2 separate regions of the Homo sapiens genome follow, and region 2 is linked to region 1. The links are chromatin contacts, found by POLR2A ChIA-PET in ENCODE. All regions are on one chromosome and are shown on one strand. Each heading gives the region's core, a stretch centred on a gene start or an enhancer-like site at or near the end of the contact. The rest is flanking DNA. Distances are from core to core; before and after follow the strand shown.

Region 1 (2,700 bases), core at 200-2,699:
AGGAACAGAAATTAGAGACCACATCCTATCTCTTTACAATCCCAAACCAGGCCCATGGCCTCAATTTTTTTCCATCCTCTCAAAAGGGAGTCACAAAGCCCTTTTTCCTGACCCTTTCCCCAACTCCTAGAGCATTTCACTTGCTCAGTTGGCTGTAGTGCAAGAAAATTAAGTGCTTTCCTAACTAACCTCCAACCTTTCTTTGGGTCTCAGGTGTGTCTCAGCATCATTACCTGCTGCATCCGGCGGCTGGCAGGCCTGGTCCCTGGCATGTTGCCATCTGTGATGCTGAGGAAGGGGCTATATCCAAAGCCACCTGACAACATACGGCTCATATGCTGACGGTGAATAGCAAAGGGATCCCTGTGGAGTGAGCACATAGTATGGATGGCAGAAGCGCCAAACTGTCAATCCCTCCACCACCCTGCAAAAAAATACGCACAGAGCAACAGTGGCACCGATGCCTACTTCCTGCTAGGTAGGAGCTAGGTATCCAGCCAGTTCCAACCATTCCTAGCAATGGGAACCCCGATGTCTGCCTGAACTGCTCAGAGACCTGGAGTGGGAGAGCTTGAGGGGGAGGGAATACTCACATCAGGAACATGGGATCCTCAGGCTCCACGTCCCTCATGAAGCGGAACATCCTGATCTCAGCTCCAGGGGGCTCCACACTGGAAAGATATGGAAGCTCAGATACTTGGAGGTGGCCAGGGTTTTGCACACCCACTCAGTGTGGGGACTCTCAGAGCACTGTCCTTTCCAAATCCTGTAACTGACCCCCTAAACTCCAGGGAGACCCTACTCCAGGTGTTCCACACAACCCTCTAGGGAGGGAAGGGCTCTTCAAACCTCTTTCTCAATTAGGGCCATGGAAAATTTTTCCAACCCTCTCGGTTTTTCCCTCCCCCACTCAGAGCCATCCTCTTCCCAAAGCTCTGGCCGGTAGCATACTCTCCCCTCCTCCCGCCGACGACACCGTTCTAGATGAGAATGCCAAGTGCAGGTCCTCCGCCCCATTAATGACCCCAGTCACCCCGCCCCCTCCTTACACTCAGGCCTCCCCCAGGCGGGCCTCACTAAGCCCCCCGCGCCTGTCTGCGACTCCTCTAGCTCCCGCCTCCCCGCCAGGCGAGCAGGAGAGGTAGGCCTGAGCCTCTCCTCTCCCCACCCCGCATCCCGGGCTCCCAGACCCTGCAGCCCCGTGGGCCCGCTCCCGTCCGGGGCTGCCAGCTCTGCCCGAGCCTCACCAGTGCCCGATTCGGGCTCAGCGGCCCATCCGGCCGGTTTCGCTTCCCGGTACGCTGCAGGGTCAGGGTCGCGGCCCGGAACGTGGGGATTGGTCCGGGCTTGAGCTCCTCGGCCTTCCACGCCGCCTCCTCCCACAGCTGCCACCTCCGTACGGCCCCCTCGGCCAACGGAGCCCGAACCTCGGCCAGGCCCGGGCGGAAGTGACGTCACGATAGACCCGCCCACCCGGGGCCGGGCCGTGGGAGCCCCGCCCCCTGGCGCGGGTGGTGAGATGGCTGGGGCCGAGTCCCAGGGGCGCCGGGGCCATGGGCCAAGCTCAGGGGAGCAGAGCCTGAGGCCGAGAGGGGTCCCCTGGGCACGAAGAAGGGGAGCTCATTAGTAACCTCGATTTGGGTTCTGTGGACTGGAAGAGGCTCCCATAAGGCAGGGGAGGAGAAGGAGAAGAGGAATCCATTCTTCGGGAGGGACCGGGTTGGAGGTTGAACCTGGGGGCGCAGTGCAGCACGTTCTCTCTCCCTCCTCAAGGGGAAACTGGAGGACGAGGGGCAGATGCCCCTTGGGGAGAGGCGGGCGCTCTGTGGGCGACGAGGCGGGGCGGATCCCTGGGGGGAGCTTTAAGCCGACTCTACTGGAGAAGCAGTCTACCCTAGAGGGAGGATGGGCAGTTTTCCTGCGGGGGAGGCGCTTGGGCCTGTCCCCGCTTGAGGAGGAGCGTTCCTGGCAGGGCGGAGTCCCCGGAGTGACGCAGAGGAGGTGAAACTCTCCAGCCCAGATCTAGTTCGGGCTTCAGAAAGTCGGATGGGGCAGAGGATCCAGGTTGGGGGGTTGGCCGCCAGATGGCGCTCCTCGGCCAGGCTGGAACCGGAGGCCCTTGAGAACTCGCGTTGGAGAGGGACCTGGACCCTCCCCCGTTACCCATCTGTGAAGGGTTGGACTGGGGAAAGGCTACAGTTCTGAATCTATTAGTTTAATGCCACTCTCCCCTTCCTTTTACTCTAATTCTTGTGTCCTCAAGAGCTCCCAGTCCTGCACTGACCTTTCTTGGTTGCTTTCTTAGGTCAAAGGTCTAAAGTTTGGGGGAACAAAGGAGTGGAGAGCTCAGTTAACCTGGATCACCCAGGGGAGGAGCTAAAACGGGGCCCAGAAGACCTGCCTCCAAGGCCAGAGACTGATACTTTGACATACTAAATGTCTTGCATAAAATCTGGCTCTGCTGGAGAGAAGGGCCTTCCCCTTTGGGGTCAGGGCATTTGGACTGTCTAGGATGGACTTTAACCAGACTCATCCAAACTCCAGCTTTCCCTGGTTCTTTACTCTGGCTTTTAGCCATATTAGTGCTGTGTGGAGTCTGACCCAATGAGAAAGACTTGTTCCCAGTAATTCCCTGGGGGAGAAAGAGGGGGTCCCTGGTGACTCAGGAAAAGGTGCTAGGAACAGGGCTTCTCACGTTTC
Region 2 (2,736 bases), core at 184-2,683, 1.0 Mb after region 1:
TTAACAAGTGGTTAACAAGTGGTTTCTTCTACCAGAGTGTGAGGCTGGTTGTGTGACCAGGTAAGAGTATAGTCGGAGGCCAGGCACGATGGTTCATGCCTATGATCCCAGTACTTTGGGAGGCCAAGGCAGGCAGATCGCTTGAGGTCAGGAATTCCAAACCAGCCTGGCCAACATGGAGAAACCCTCATCTCTCCTAAAAATACAAAAAATTAGCTGGGCATAGTGGCACTTGGTTGTAATCCCAGCTACTTGGAGCTGAGGTAGGAGAATCACTTGAAACTGGGAGGTGGAGGTTGCAGTGAGCCGAGATCACACAAGTGCACTCCAGCCTGGTGACAGAGTAAGACTCTGTCTCAAAAATAAATAAATAAATAAATAAATAAATAAATAAATAAATAAATAAAATGGGCTGGGCAGCGGTGGCTCACACCTGTAATCCCAGCACTTTGGGAGGCCAAGGCAGGAAGATCACCTCATGTCAGGAATTCGAGGCCAGCCTGGCCAACATGGTGAAACCCTGTCTCCACTAAAAATACAAAAATTACCCGGGCGTGGTGGCAGGTGCCTGTAATCCCAGCTACTCGGGAAGCTGAGGCAGGAGAATCGCTTGAACCTGGGAGGCGGAGGTTGCAGTGAGCCAAGATTGCACCATTGCACTCCAGCCTGGGGGACAAGAAAGGAGACTTCGTCTCAAAAATTAAAATAATAATAATAATAATAATAATAATAATAATAATAATAATGGAATCAGGGGTCTCACCGTGATGCCCAAGCTGTTCTTGAACTCCTGAGCTCAAACAATTCTTCTGCCTTGGCCTTCCAAAATACTAGGATTACAGATGTGAGACACCTCACCCGACCAAGTAGCATTTTCATAAAATATTTATGTATTTATTTATTTTTAACATGGAGTCTCACTGTCTGTCCCCGAATGGAGTGCAGTGGCAGTATCTTGGCTCACTGCAACCTCTGCCTCTTAGGTTCAAGCGATTCTCCTGCCTCAGCCTCCAAGTAGCTGGGATCACAAGCACGTACTTCTACACAAGCTAAGTTTTGTATTTTTAGTAGAGATGGAGTTTTACCATGTTGGTCAGGCTGGTCTTGAACTTCTGATCTTAAATGATCTGCCCGCCTTGACCTCCCAAAGTGCTAGGATTACAGGCATGAGCCACCACGCCCAGCCCTACATTTTTTTTTTCCTGTCTCTCCACTGTATTTTGGAAAGCATTTTCTTATCAGTATATCTCACTATTTGGGACACTCTGCAACATGTAAATTGAACATTTTTCATATGGCTATTTGAAAAGTTTTTTTTCTTCATGGCTCCAAAAATAGATGTCAGGAAATGTGTTCTTTTTGTGGAATTCCTTTTGTGAATTGCCACTGGGTGCTCATATTTGTGGCCCACTGACATCCAAAAGATGGATGACATCTACCTTATCTGGTCGGTCATCTCTGTAACCTCCCTACCAAGGACTAATTGGTCTTTAAAACTCCTCAATGCACCGGGCGCGGTGGCTCACGCCTGTAATCCCAGCACTTTGGGAGGCCGAGGCGGGCAGATCACGAGGTCAGGAAATCGAGACCATCTTGGCTAACAAGGTAAAACCCCGTTTCTACTAAAAATACAAAAAATTAGCTGGGCGTGGTGGCGGGCGCCTGTAGTCCTAGCTACTCTGGAGGCTGAGGCGGGAGAATGGCGTGAACCCGGGAGGCGGAGCTTGCAGTGAGCCGAGATCGCGCCACTGCACTCCAGCCTGGGCGACAGAGTGAGACTCCGTCTCAAAAAAAAAAAAAAAAAAAAGAAGTGGCAGTTGTCTGGATATATTTTAAAGAAAGAAAAGCAAGACTTTCTGACAGATTGAGTTGAGCTATGAGAAAGGGAAGAAGTGAAAGACAGCACCAAGCTTTTTGACTCAAACCACTGGGCAGATGGAGTTGGCTTTACTAAGATAGAGAGGCCTGAGTGGGTCAGCGTTCAGTGAAGGGAGCCATAAACTGAGTTTGGGAATTTTAAGTTCAATTCACATAACTTATTAGACATCCAAGCAGAGATATTGAATTGGGAGTTTGACATAGAAGACTGGAAATAAAAATTTGAAAATAATCTCCCTTTTGGGCAGTATTAAAAACCATGAGATTAGATGACCTGGATTAGAGCTACATGTAAAGGAGATAAGAGGTGAAGGGATTTAACCTTGAGTGTGATTGAAAAAGCACAGGGACAGAAATCAGTAGGGGAAAGAGGAGCAACAAAGAAAGCTTTGAAAGAGCAGCCATTGACTTGAGGAAGCCCCAGGAAAGGATGGTGTTCAGGAAGTGGGAGAATAAACTCTTTCAATGTGGAGAGAGATCCCGATACTTCAGAAGCCCCTGATCATTCAAGTAAGTAAGATGGGGACAGGCCAGGCACAGTGGCTCACACCTCAAATCCCAGCACTTTGGGAGGCCAAGCGGGGCAGATCGCTTGAGCTCAGGAGTTGAAGACCATCCTGGCCAAGATGATGAAACCCCCCATCTCCACCAAAAATACAACAATTAGCCGGGCTTGGTGAGGCACGCCTGTAGTCCCAGCTACTCAGGAGGCTGAGGCAAGAGAATCCTTCGAGCCCAGAAGGCAGAGGTTGTGGTGAGCTGAGATCCAGCCACTGCACTCCAGTCTGGGCTTCAGAGTGAGACTCCGTCTCAACAAAACAAAACAGCAAACAAACAAAACAAAACAAACCCACTATC

The links. ChIA-PET counts read pairs that join two places held with the same protein, here RNA polymerase II (POLR2A).
Region 2: POLR2A ChIA-PET joins it to region 1 with 10 read pairs in Caco-2. The contact joins the promoter of NANOGNB here to the promoter of MLF2 in region 1. POLR2A ChIA-PET finds 5 or more read pairs at or near these places in 2 of 52 experiments (Caco-2 and WTC11).

What each region holds. Positions count from the first base shown.
Region 1 is chr12:6,751,692-6,754,391 of GRCh38, forward strand. MLF2 (myeloid leukemia factor 2) reads right to left here and starts at 1,450. Exons shown (of 9, transcript NM_001382226.1): 1 at 1,248-1,450; 2 at 594-671; 3 at 234-363. The coding sequence starts at 643. RefSeq lists a silencer at 1,347-1,586 and enhancers at 1,757-1,806, 1,837-2,006.
Region 2 is chr12:7,763,783-7,766,518 of GRCh38, forward strand. It overlaps NANOGNB (NANOG neighbor homeobox), which reads left to right and starts at 1,434. Exons shown (of 4, transcript NM_001145465.1): 1 at 1,434-1,605. The coding sequence starts at 1,504. RefSeq lists an enhancer at 2,545-2,736.